Linked DNA regions of Homo sapiens: region 1 is linked to region 2. Evidence: chromatin contacts called from ENCODE Hi-C data. All regions are on one chromosome and are shown on one strand. Each heading gives the region's core, a stretch centred on a gene start or an enhancer-like site at or near the end of the contact. The rest is flanking DNA. Distances are from core to core; before and after follow the strand shown.

Region 1 (7,068 bases), core at 1,922-4,421, 990 kb before region 2:
GTGTCTGTGGCTTAGAGTCAGATGGTGGCCATAAACACAAAGAGGTAAGGAGAGATTCAAGGTATACTTTGAAAGTGAAATGGTCAAGGCTGAGAGATGTGTTTAAACTGAGTGATAAGACAACGGGTGGTGTGAATGGCAAGTCCCACATTTATGGACTCAAGCAACTGGTTGGGTAGTGGTGCCATTTACTAAGATAACCAAGACTTCAGTGAGAACAGGCTGGTGAGAGAAGGAGGAATTTGGGACACCTTCTCTGGGGGTGCCTGTGAGCTCTTTGAGAGGGTCTACAGGGTGGGCCATCTGAAGAGGGTGGGTCTGGTCTGGAGGTGAGGCTCTGGGCAGTGTTGGCAGGTGGATGATCCAGATGCCACAGCGGGAATGACATCACCCAGGGAAAGTCATGGTGTGGGATGTGGATTCAGGAATGACATCACCCAGGGAAAGGCATGGTGTGGGGTGTGGATTCAGGAATGACATCACCCAGGGAAAGGCATGGTGTGGGGTGTGGATTCAGGAATGACATCACCCAGGGAAAGGCATGGTGTGGGGTGTGGATTCAGGAATGACATCACCCAGGGAAAGGCGTGGTGTGGGGTGTGGATTATGTGCTGTCCTCCTAGAATGTCCTGAAGAGGCCAAGCTTTTCCTTAGAGAGCCTGGTGTCCCCTTTGACTTCCCAACATAATTGTGTGTTATTTAAACACTGCCTCCATCTCCACTCTGGTGGTGACTCTACCCTGCCTCAAACCTCTGAACTGTAGCAGGTCAGGTGGCAGGTCAAGGAAAGGACCTGCCATTTCATTGAGGTAAAATTGACATTTACAACTCTACGTATTTAAAGTGTGAAGCATGATGTTTTATATAGACATACATTGTGAAATGATTACCACAATCAAGCAAATTAACATATCCTTCACCTCACAGGTACTTGTGTGTGTGTGTGTGTGTGTAGTGAAAATACTTGAGATCGACTCTTTCCAAGTTCCACGTGTCAAACACATTATTAACTGGAGTCCCCATGCTGTACACTAGGTCTCCAGAACTGACTCATCTTATACCTGCAAGTTTGTGTCCTTTGACCTTTGACCATCATCTCCCTGTTTCTCCTACCCCCAGCTCTTTGTGGCTTTCATTCTACTCTATTTCAATGATTCCAACTTTTCTAGATTCTACATATAAGTGAGATCATGTAGTATGTGATTTTCTGTGCTTGCTTTATTTCATTTAACATAATGTCTTCTAGGTTTATCTATGTCATTGCAAATGGCAAGATTTTCTTCTTGTTAAGGCTGAAAGATATTTTAGTACGTGTGCCTGTGTGTGTGTGTGTGTGTGTATCACATATTCTTAATCCATTCATCTGCCAACCTATGGAATAAAAGACATCATTTTCAAACCATATATCTGAAAGGGGGTTAATATTTTAAATAAATAAGAAACTCATACAGCTCAGTAGCAAAATAATAAGAGTAATAACCTGATTAAAAATGGGCAAAGGACCTGAATAGACATTTTTCCAAAGAAGACATACAAATGGGCAACAGGTATATGAAAAAGTCCTCAACTAATCATCAGGGAAATGCAAATTAAAGCCGCAAACAGTTATCACCTCGCACCTGTTAGGATGGCAATTATGAAAAAGTCAAAAAAGGTAACCTGTGCTGGTGAGGATGTGAAGAGTGAACCCTTATTCACTGAGGGTGGGAATGTAAATTAGTAGAGCCAGGATGAAAACAGCCTGAAGGTTCCTCAGAAAATGACAACCAGAGCTTCGATATGATCCAGCAGGTCCCACTTCTGGGGACAAACCCACAGGAAAGGAGGTCAGTGGGTAGAAGAGCTGCCTGCCCTCCCATGTCCACTGCAGCACTGCTCACCGTAGCCAAGACAGGGAAACAACCCAAGTGTCCCTCAGCAGAGGCCATTTGTTTTTAAAGCTAACAGGCCACACCTGGCCATAGCATTGTTTTACTTTAAAAAAAAAAAAACCACGTTCTAGGGGGGTGAAATCTGGGTGTACTCCCATCTCACATTAGCATATAGTACTCCACTGCAGAGCATGTGAACGCGGCAGCTCAGGGCAACCCACAATTATTCTATGAAAATGGCTGGCTGAATAACTATACATTTAAGCAAGTCTCAACCCCACTGTGTCTCAACCCCTACTGCCTGTGCTATCGTTAGGAGGAACTGTCCCAAGTCACTCTACCCCGTTTTGCCCAGAACCCTTCTGGTGACAGGCAGCCTCAGTGCCTTCTTCCTCCTTGCTTTCTTCCCTTATAGAGTTCAAATCTCACGTCTGTAGGTTTGTTCAGAACTAACCAGCAAAACTGCACCCAGCTGTGTTCCTAACATCTTCCACGTGCAGCTCTGCGTATCACAAGGAAAGAGATTCCTGAATGTACAACCGAGCCACACCAAGTACAAATCTGCGCACCCTAAAATCTGCCCACTCCCTGTAGTAGCTGCTCCTGCAGCTCTCGCTGTGGGCTCGCATGGCCCCTTCAGCTGTCTAAACAGAAACATTGGCATCCCCAGCTCCACTCCTTTAGCTCCTGCGCAGTGAGAAAGAAAGAGCGAGTCAAACATGAAATCCACTAATATATTAATTCAGCTCAGCAAGCAAAACCCATGAGCACCCAGCTCAGCAGAGCCTGCCAGGCATGACTAATCAGACCCTGGCTGAAGCAACGCTCTCTTCCTCGGTCCTCTCTGGAAGTGTGCTGGTTATGCAGCTTCTTCCTCTGAGCTCAGGAGACTCTGAAAAATGCAGTTTAAAAGGATGTAAATTAGGAAAATGTAAATACCCCTGGCTCCCTCACACAGGACTAGGTTTTGTGGTGGGGGAAGTTGCTTTACCTCATCGAGTCTTGGTTTTCTCATCAGTGATGACTTGCAGAGTTTTGTATGAAGTCCCAGGGCCCTGGCCCCACTACAAGGAGCTTGAATTTAGCAGGTCTGCAGTGGGCCTGGGCAGCTGTATGTTTAAAAGTTGCACAGTGACTGCGATGCTACCCAGCTGAATGGCATCAGCTTAGCTCATGGCTTCTCAGAAGCGATGTGCAGACTCCGATTCAATATCTTCAATGTAGGCTCTGAGGTTCTACATTTCTAACAGCTCCTGGAAGGGCCAGTGCTGCTGGCATGTGGACAACTCTTTGAGTACACAGGTTCCAGGTCTGTGGCTCCCGGTCTCGGCTGCACTTCAGATTGGGCCAGCCCCTCCTGACTGGATAAGATCTTATGGGACTGTTGGTGAGGAATCCCTACCCTAGCCAAGCTGTAGGAGTGTGACTTAAGCTGGCTGATTATCTGGATCCTCTGTGAAAGTTGATCCTAGTGCTCAGTGACTCAAAGACTGTGGAAAGTCAGAGCTCATGAATCCAGATTACAATGACATGCGAGACTGTTCCTGGTGCCCGAGATTCAGTTCCCAGAGCTACTATGGCTTATTAGGTACAGGTACAATTTTCCTTTTGTAAGATGCTCCATATTATTCCAAATATGGCCTTTTTTATTTGTAGAAAAAATATCTTTTTGTCACTGACAATTAAAGAAACATAACTGATATTTCTGTAAGATGTAACATCCCATAATTCTGCTCTCCCTGCATCAACCTGCATGTTCGTGTTATCTTCCTTATGGGGAAGAGGGGATAGCCACCACCTGCCTGGCCCCACACCTCCACCCTCACCTGAAACCCCAGGCCTGGAGAACACACTTGTCACCTCCCCTGCCTTGTGTTTGAGTTTCTCCCTCCGTAAAGAAGCGCTCTAAGGCTGGATGTTGATAAAATGACTCCACTGATGGAGGAAAACTCCTGCCCAGCTGACTCTCACTTCTGGGAAGGACTGGTCATGGTCAAATTGTGAAGGAGCCAAGGCTTAAAGAAGGCATTTCTTTATTCTTTTCTTTCAGTTATTTGTTCAGTTTTCATCTCCAGCCTCCTGGAGCATTTGCCTGATAGGAACCTATTGATGAAACGTGTCCCAAAACCCTTCACCAAAGAACAATTTATCCGTCTAGATCTTCAGTCCCGTCTGCTTTCTAATATGACCAATAGACAATGAAGTGTGTAGTCAGTATTGGCTATTGACACCAACAGCCAATAACAGCTTAATTACTCACTGTTCTGAGGCTGCGTGCTCTGATCCAGAGAAGGATTCCAGCAGTGGGTTTTAGGCACGTTTCCCAGTATCAGTCAGTATCTGGGAGAAACTTAGGACTCTTATTTCTCTCCCCCTTGCTTCCACGTGTCCCATATAGACACTTTATTACTAATCGAGGGTGAGTTGGGTGGCAAGTAATAACACTGCACATCCCACATGCTTTTCTTACAATGTAAGCTTAACGTACCAGCCGTGGAATGATGATGTCTGTCCCCTCTCATTCAGTCTGGCTGGATCTTTGCGACTGCCCTGATTAATGGAGTACAATGAGAAGGACATGATTTTACTCCCAAGGCTAGCATGCGAAAGGTGATATGGCTTCAGCCTGGTTCTCTTGGGATGTTCACTCTTAGAAGAAATTTGAAGAACCCCAAACAGCCACATGGAGAAGCCACAAACAGATATTCTGGCTGGCAGCCCAGCAGAGGTCCCAGCCAGCAGCCAGCATCAACTGCCATGTGAAGAAGTGTGCCTGCAGGGGGGTTCAGACCCCAGCTGCCAAGCTGCCTCCAGCCTCCCGGTCTTCCAAGCTGAGGATGCAGACAGTGTGGAGCAGAGATAAACCACCCTACAATGCTGTTCTCAGATCCCTGGATTGCAGAACCCAAGAGCACTACAAAACAGTTGCTATTTTACATTGCCAAGTTTGGGATTGCTTGTGGCATCAAGGACAGGAAATTCCAAGCTCTTGGTCAATGCTTAGTCATAGTGTCCTGGGTTTGTTTTCAGAGAAAACACATGACAGAGTGGCCCCTTTTCTCTCTTACCTCTCCAGTGACTGCAGCGGGAAGTGCCAAGGGCCAGACAGGCTTTCTCTCGGAAAGTTCTCTCTTCCTAATACAGCAACCAGGCTTGGCTGGTTTTGTGCTGAGCACTGCAGACAAACAGGGTCCCTTGTGCTGTGACTCCATTTCCTCCTGCTATTGTAGGAATTCTCTGGCCTGGTTGATGGAGTCAAGCTTAAGGTCTGGTTGTGAGTGCATAAAAAGGAATATACTGCCCAGCACTTGGTTCTAAGCTCTGAGCTGCCTTATGCATATTCTCATAAATTCTCATGAAGAATTACCTATTGAGTCCAACATAGTTTAATGGAATTCTGTTTGGAGGCTTGGAACCAAAGTCCCAATTAATAATAAAGCGTTACTTTGCTTTCCTTTGCCAGTTTAGCCTATGCATGTATTTTCCTTAGAGAGCCCATGGAGGAGAGAGAGGTGGCTAAAACAAGAAGAGATCTGTGGATGACTGCATCTCCCAGCCAAAAGACCACTCAGATAGCTTCCATGAGGATGACTGCATCTCCTGGCCAAAGACAACTCTGATAGCTTCGATGAGGATGACTGCATCTCTTGGCCAAAGACCACTCTGATAGCTTCCATGAGGATGACTGCATCTCCTGGACAAAGACCACTCTGATAGCTTCCATGAGAGCTCCCTGGGGCATCCATGGAGAAGATATTTTTGAGGGAGAAATCCCCAATGCATCTTGAATCTTGCAGCCCACACAGGGATTTCCTACAAGCAAACCCAGCCTTGAGCTATAAAGACCTGATCACTTTCCTGGGTGAAGACAGCAGACTGACTCAGTTATTCTGTGGATAGGTGACTTGATCAATGAGTTGGCGAGAAATCTAAGATGTGTCTTTCAGGCGCATATCTCAGATTTGTAAAATTATTATTTATTTATTTAATTTTTTTTTTTGGGATAGAGACTCACTCTGTCACCCAGGCTGGAGTGCAGTGGCACGATCTCAGCTCAATACAACCTCCACCTCCCAGGTTCAAATGATTCTCCTGCCTCAGCCTCCTGAGTAGCTAGGATTACAGGTGCCTGCCACCATGCCCAGCTAATCTTTGTATTTTTAGTAGAGACGGGGTTTCACCATATTGGCTGGGCTGGTCTCCAACTCCTGACCTCGGGTGATCCTCCCGCCTCAGCCTCCCAAAGTGCTGGGATTACAGGCTTGAACCACCGTGCCTGGCCTCAGATTTGTAAGATAATTTACACAAGACTCGGTGTCTCTGCATCTCACACTGGTTGTATATTGCATTAAACGGGTGATAATTCTCCCCTAATCAAACTGTGCCCATATGCTGGCAAGGACATTCATGTTATGAAGACAAGAGGTAGCTGAAAAATAAAGAGACAATAGCCACGAGACAGACCCAGAGGTCAGGCAGGGCAGGCTTGCCGTGAGGACACGGCTCATCCCACGGGGCCTGGGAACTGGCGGTCACAGCAGTGCAAGGTCCTGTTCTCTCCTCCGCAGGGACAGACAGGCCACCAGCCTGACAGAGACGGCACTGGGGGCAGCTGCCAGGAACAAGCAGGGATTACACTAGGATTTCTCAAAACCCGTCTCACAGAATACACGTTTTATTAAAAACTACTACATGAAGATTCTGTGTTCAAGTGAGTTTTGGAATGAGGAAGATCTGCAGCCAGTTTCACATGTAGATTTCTCCAAAGGATTTGGCCACAGACATTTAATTCTGGGAAACTTAAAGGCATGCTGATCATCTCAAGGTATTAAAAATAAATTTTTCTGAATGGTGGGATTATAGTTAATTTGCATTTTTCCTTTTGTTTATCTGTGAATCACATATTTTGCATAATGACTATATATTGCTTTTGTGGTGGAGAAAATATTTTAATGCAATGAAAACTCTGGTCTACCTGAGGTCAGGCAGATCTGCAGAACAGTGGACAGAGTGGGAAGGTGGGAATAGAGCGGCTCCTCCCTGCGGAGGAGGAGGGAAACCCAGGCTGGACCCAGGCAGGGTCTGAACCTCCAGTGAAGACATGAGGGACTGGGGTGGGTACAGCACAGTGCAGGGCCTGCTTGCTTTCCTCTCCTCACACCCTGCTTGTATATTCCATTTTCTTTCAGGACAATGA
Region 2 (6,802 bases), core at 2,981-5,480:
GGCTCCAGAATTGCATGTGCTAATTTCTATAATACCTCCCGTTATATCTCTATATGTATATTGGTATCAATATTGATGTCTATATCAATCCTATTAGTTCTATTTTTTCTGGAGAACTCTAATATATACCTTTCTTTCTAGATATTTCTTCTAGCAGTCATTTTTTTCCTTCAATTTTGAAGACTGTTTTCATTGCAAATTGTATCATCCAGAAATGGCTGCAACACTCTCTCCCATCCCGTAAGTTCTTCTTAAAATGTGACAGGGGCCGGGTGCGGTGGCTCACGCCTGTAATCCTAGCACTTTGGGAGGCCAAGGTGGGTGGATCACCAGGTCAGGAGTTCGAGACCAGCCTAGCCAATATGGTGAAACCCTGTCTCTACTAAAAATACAAAAATTAGCCGGATGTGGTGGCATGTGCCTGTAGGCCCAGCTACTTGGGAGGCTGAGGCAGAAGAATCACTTGAACCTGGGAGGCGGAGGTTGCAGTGAGCTGAGATTGCGCTACTGCACTCCAGCCTGGGTGACAGAGTAAGATTCCGTCTAAAAAAAAAAAAAAGTGACAGGGCCACTGTTCTATTGAGAGGTGGGGAACTGTGTCCTCTCCCTTTGAATTGGGGCAGGTTTTTGACCCTGATGGAAGTGATGCTAGGTGTCTTCCAAGGCTGGGATATGAAGGGTCATATGCCTTTCACCTGGTTCTACTGGGATGCCAGCTTTTGGAACCACCATGCTTTGAGGAAGCCCAGGCAGCCTGCAGAGAGGCCCACTTGAGGAAGAATCACAGCCCTTTGCTGGCAGCCCAGGCTAACAGCCAGCGTCAACCTGCTAGCCACGTGAGTAAGCCATCCTGAAAGGAGAAAGGTCCACACCCCAGTGGAGCTGATGCCACATGAAGTAGAGAAGAGCTGTCCTCACCAGCCAGTGTCCAAATTGCGGATTCAAGAGCAAATGAATGAGCCTTCTTGCTTTAAGCCATGATATTTTGGGCTGGGTTTTTACACGGTAAGACAACTGATACAGTTCCCTATTTATGTAAACACTAAACACGCTCTTTGGTGTTTGTGTTGAGTAAACTGCTTTTATTTAGAACTGCCTCTCCTTTTCACAAGCAGCTGTCCCAACAATTGTTCTACCCTAGATTCTGCAATGAGGGCTGGAACCACTGAGGAAGGTGAGAAGTGACAGACAAGTGAACTATTGTTTTTGAGTCCTCCTTGTTCGATGACTATGAGGAGGGAAGGAGGATAGTTTCCTCTTCTCCTACACTTGAAGCTCCTGTCAGCCCCCTTTCTCACATGTCCTCCAAAGGCCTCTGGGATGTGCAGGTAGGTGGCTACATTTGGTTTTTTTTCATAGACACACTGATAAGACTATTGTTTTGTATTTCCAAAAAGTCAGTACCTCTTAAAAGAAGATGACAGACACTCCCGTATCTGATATACATAGCATTCCTGGATATATTACTGCATTTATTAGTGACATCGATGACATTCAGGTACACCTAGGAGCTGCGCAGGGAAGTGGCTCATGTTCCTCCCTCATGTCCCTTTTGGACATCTGGGGTCCATGCTCCCCTTGAACACTCAACTGGATGTGTCTATTCTAGGAAGGGGCAACCATCCTTTCTGGGTCCAAAGCTCAGCCATACGCCAAGAGGAAAAGATTTGATCAGACTCACTCCTCACTGTAAGCTGATACAGTATATCTCTCTTTAGCTGATCTGAAACCCAGTTGAGACATGTCTAATGATGATGATGATGACGAACTTTTCCCTTTGTATCTTAATTTTCTTCCCCTTCCTCTCTGCCTTCATCCCTTGTTCCACTCTGTTTCCAGTAGAATTATCCAGAAGAAATTTGTTCTCCTCTTTAGATAGATCCTTCGAACCCCTTCCCAACCCAACTCATGTTCTAAAGCTTGTTACGTGTTTTTTTCTTTCCAATTTGACAGACACTTTTGTTGTTGTTTTTGTTTGTTTTTTAACAGGGTCTCATTCTGTCACCCAGGCTGGAGTGCAGTGGCATGATCACTGAGCCTAGAACTCCTGTGCTCAGGCAATACTCCTGCTTCAGCCTCCTGAGGAGCTGAGACTACTGGCATGAGCCTCCATGCCCGCCATCCATTCTGACAGACAGTTCTACTTTCCTAGCAGGAGGCAGAACCCTGAGTAGGACAAATGGATGGCCAGACAAAGCAATCAAGATGGGTGGTGAGAGTGGCTCCATCTTTTTCCTTGCCCTGCAGGCCCCTAGGAGAGGGTTTCTCTGAGACCTGATGTTTCCCACTCCATACCTAACAATGGTGAGGAACTAGGGCCAGGCTTTGTGGATCCGGCACTTTTCTCTAGGCCACAGTTAGCTGCTTAGAGGTTGTGGGAGGAGAAGGATCCTGTTATGACCAATTCTGCAAATGGATTCCAATATGTCTTTACAGTCCCGGGGCCCTGGGAAAGTGTGTAAGTGTGTGTGTATGTATATGTGTGTGTGTGTGTTGGGGGTGGAGTTATTCTGGGTCATGCCACCTGGAAATCACTGCATCAATGAGACCTGGAGATCACTGCATCAATGAGACCTGGAGCAGCTCACTTCATTGTCCCCAGAAAGGCATCTTTGCCCAAGAAGAGAACCAAAATCATGGCTCAGGGAGAGATGGCCCCAAGTTATGCATCTTGAGTGTGTTTGCACAGGTGGAGGGGTGGGTAGGGTAGAAGGTTATTCAACAGTCCTGGTTCTCTGGATCTATCCAGGCCCTCGACCTTTATCCATGTGCTCACTGACTGCTCTGTTGGGGGCCTCTTTCTGCCTCCCAGCTGGCGGTGAGCTAAGAGGCTTCCGGTGTCAGGGAATGCTCCACCTCCGGTGTTCAAGGCCACTTTTTGTGCATGTGTGTGTACCTGTGTGCACGCTTTCCCAGAAGCAAGTCTCCTTCTTGTTGTTTTGGGAGCTTCATGTCCTGGAGCCAGGGCTTTGTGGCTAACGAGTGCTTTGAGAGGATGAAATTCCTGAGCTCTCGCTCGCTGACCCTCTGCCTTCCTTCCTTGGCCAACAGCCCATCCCAGGGAGCGGTGTGATTCTTACCACTGCCTTCACTCCTTGAAAGAACAAACATCTTCACTGCAGCCTCTGAGCGCTGGTGTGAGGTGATTGTTTGTAGTAGATGTTTCCATGACACTCATTTATTTCTTCTGCAAATACAACTGTATTGGGGGAGGGGAAGCAGACAGGCTAGGGTAGGGAGACTGGAACATACGAAGACCTTCCAGTTTCCTATTTACATTCCTCTGTAGGATGAGAAGCTCCTTCCCTTTCCCTGGGTCTCCTCCATCCCAGACTCCTAAAGCTTCCCCCAAACCCATCTTGGTTTCATGCGGCCGAGTCGGGGCTGGGCTCCGAGTAAGGTGGAGAGGGGAGGAACCATGTGCGTGAGGAAGCAGCCTTTATCAGGAGAAGTGGGAAAAAGACCCAACTTTGACTGCTTGGAGTCGGGATTCAGTAATGATGAGCAGCAGTGACCAGCACTGGGGGTGGAGTGTGTGTGCACGAGTGTTCCTGAGGGGTCTGTGGCACTTCGCAGCTGAGCCAATGACTCACTCTAAATCTTAGCGACTTTGAGAGGTCATTTTAGTCATCCCCCGGTCTGCATCACGTTTGGAGGGGGTGGTGCGCTGCTCTGGGGACGTGTCTGGGTGCGGAGGGAGACGGGGTGGGGAGGCGGCGCGTGACCTCTTTGAAAAGATCTCCGGCGAAGGACGTTCCCCGGCTCTCCCGGGCCGCCGGCTCCTGGGTTTCCCCATCATAGAATCAGCATGGTCCTCTCGGGAACTGCTTTTTGCCGGATGGAAACCGGATGTTGGGTTCCATGAGTGGGCGGGGGCTCCACTTCCCTCAGACCTGTCCGGGGTAATTGAGACCCGCCAGGGTCCCGTTAGAAGCTACCATTTCCCTCACCAGAAACTTGCCACGCAGTGTGAGCCGAGAGAGAAGCGGGCAGAGACGCTATACCACCTTCTCCCCGGCAATGCGCATGATTCTGCGGCTCTGTGCTCGCCACACTTCAACGCACCTTGAAATGGGCTCGCCTCCTTCGCGCCGCGACGGGCGGAAGGCTGAGCCAATCGGACCCCCGGCTTGCGGGCGGCGCCCAATAGGCGGGCGGCGGGGGCGGTTCCGGAGGCCCGGCCCGGCTAGGCTTCACCGTGGACCTGGCTGCGCTCCGCCCGGGCGAGTAGTGCAGGTGCCGCTGCGCCGGGGCCGGGGAGGCGCGCGCCGAGCCGAGCGGAGCCTAGGAGGGATGGAGAGCTGGCCACCCGGGCTGCAGGAGCACCGGCGCGGGGCGTAGGCGGCGCGAGGCGGGCGCGAGGCGGGCGCTCGGGCGCGAGGCGCGTGCGGGCGCGGGAGCACTTTGCGATAGGATGAGGCTCCGGGCTGGCGCGGTAGTACTATGATTTGGTATGTGGCCACTTTCATAGCAAGTGTGATCGGCACCCGAGGGCTTGCGGCTGAAGGTGAGTTGAAGTGCGGCGTCCCTCCCCTGCCCCTCCCGGCGCCCTCGGCCCCTCGCGCCCGGCCCCTCGGTTTCCCGGCTCCTTGGCCCCCCGGTTCCCCAGCTCCCCGGCGCGCCTTCCCGCGGGTGAGGCTTGGGCTCCGACGCGGGCCAGGCGGCCCGGGAGCATTGCCGGGGAGGGCCTGGGGGCCGTGGGCTGGAGGGGCGGGCGGGAAGGGGCCAGAGCCCACGGGCTGCCGGGCACTCGGGGAAAGGACGCAGTGGAACCTGGGTCGACTTCGCCCACCACGGGCCCCACGGTGCACACCGGCGCGCCTAGCCCGTCGCCTCCTGCCCGGCGGCCGCCTCCCAGAGCTGCGGGAAACTCTGGCTGCGGGAGTTTGCGGTCTCCGGGCAGGCTGCAGCACGCTAGAGCCCCGCGCCGCGAGGAGCGCCTGCAGGGAGGCGCGACCCGGAGGATCCCTGGGACTGGCGGCACCCGCGTCTAAGGCCCCGGGTTCGCGCGGCCCTGCGGGCGTCCATCGCTCCGCTCGCGCCCCTCCTGCCCACACATCTTGGCAGCTGGAGGTCGGATCCCCCTAGCAGGGGCGCCCGGTGAGAGGAGGATTGATGAGGCCAGCTTCGAGGTGTGTCCGCTTTTGGCTGGACCCCGCCGGCCCCCGCGCCTCTCAGCCGCACCTGGGCCCCGGCCAGGCAAAAGTTCCCCGGGAGCGCGCCGCAGCCGCGCGGGCCCCACGCCGCCCTCCCCAGGCTGCGAGGCAGAGCTGGCTGGGGGCGGCGGCGGGGGAGGGGAGGGGCGGGGAAGGGGGGGTCCCCACGCTGTGAATCCGAGCGGAGGGGGGATTTTCTCTTTCCGCTTTCCTGGGTCTGAGCTGGGGGAGACGCAAGGGGGGAGCCACCGAGTTGGGTGATGCGTGCGTGAGCGCGCGGGCTTTTGCTTTGGAGATGGGCAGAGCGACCTACAAGCCTCTGGGTGGCACCCCCGGCTCTCGGCCCTTGTATGGAAGTGGGAGCGGAGCCTGGAGGGTGCCAGGACTGTGAGCTCAGGGCTGTCAGCGCGCAGACACGACCCGGCTGCGGGCAAGTTCACCAAGCCGGAGGAGATGGCGGCGGGAGAGAACCCGCTGTGGGTGGGAGTCAGCAGGCAGGACTCGCCGACAGAGAACCCTCTCCCAGCGGCATGGGGCGCCGGGTGGGCTGGAGGCGCCTCTCACGGGGTCCCCTCGTCACTCGTCTGTGCAGGGGGGCGTGCTTCAGGAAACTTTCCGGAATGGAATGAATATGTCGCCTCTGCTTCTGAGGGGGGTGGTGGTGTCTGAAAACAGAACGAGCAGAGGGCGAAGCGAAGGGTGATTTTGTTAACTGACATGTTGGTCCGGACGGTTTTAAAACTCTTCATTTGTCAGGTGGGAACACTGAGGCAAGGGTGATGGCGGAAGCTTACGGAACGGGGGGTGGATGTGAGGTGCATCGGGCTGCGCTTGACAGTCTGCCTGTAGCCTCATCCTCTCCCCCATTTCCTTGCCGTCTTCCAATGCCCGCATCCTCCTCCCCTCCCGTTTTTGGTATGTTCCTGCTATGGGACTGTCCCTGAAAGCACAAAAGGATGAGCTGGGATCTTTGAATAGAAAAGAGACGCTGAAGGAAGGCTCTGAAATAGCCTCCGAACCTAAGTCAGGGTGGGCAATGGACTTCTTTGCAAGTTTCAGCCCAGAATAAAGGAATGTGAGTTTATACTGCAGCAACACGCAGAATCGCAAGATAGAAGGAAGGGCTTCCCAAAATTGAAGGCTGCCTGGCATGAAGGTTATGCCCTCTTTCAGGGTGCAGAGGGGTCCTTCTGTCTGGAATGGCTGGACATGTACCCCTGTCTGGAAGCAGAGGGTGACCTTGCTGGTCTTGGGGTCTTTCTTAGCCTCAATTGCTCTGTGTGTGGTAGTTAAGGACCTAGGTCTAGAGCCATATGACTGGGATTCAGATTCTGGCTGTGTCACCTGCCGACCCTGTGACCTTGGACAAATTCTCAACCTCTCTAAATGTCACTTGCTTCAATAGAAAATGTGCCAATAGCATGTACTTTTAGGGTTTTTAGGTGGACATGAGTGTTATAAGGAAACAAAACAACTACCTGTTATATAGTACGTGCTCAGTAAACATTAACATTATTTTCTCAGTGTCCCTGGGATTCCAAGATCCTCCTCAATTTCTTTCCCTTGGGCCATTCAGGGCACTAGGAGCTGAGAATGTGTTGCGGGGAAGTTCAGAAGGCTGCCTGTGTCAGGAAGTAAGACCCCTT

What was found. A loop is a pair of places that touch in the nucleus more often than their neighbours do.
Region 1: a loop to region 2 is called in a map of chondrocyte, with 6 times the contacts of the local background. The contact joins the promoter of LINC02697 here to the promoter of IGSF9B in region 2. A Hi-C loop is called at or near these places in 1 of 168 maps with a recorded cell type or tissue (chondrocyte).

The regions. Positions count from the first base shown.
Region 1 is chr11:134,947,092-134,954,159 of GRCh38, reverse strand. It overlaps LINC02697 (long intergenic non-protein coding RNA 2697), which reads right to left and starts at 3,171. Exons shown (of 2, transcript NR_187396.1): 1 at 2,863-3,171. RefSeq lists enhancers at 4,101-5,300, 5,853-6,353, 6,354-6,854.
Region 2 is chr11:133,954,396-133,961,197 of GRCh38, reverse strand. It overlaps IGSF9B (immunoglobulin superfamily member 9B), which reads left to right and starts at 4,230. Exons shown (of 20, transcript NM_001277285.4): 1 at 4,230-4,507. The coding sequence starts at 4,444. RefSeq lists a silencer at 4,052-4,401.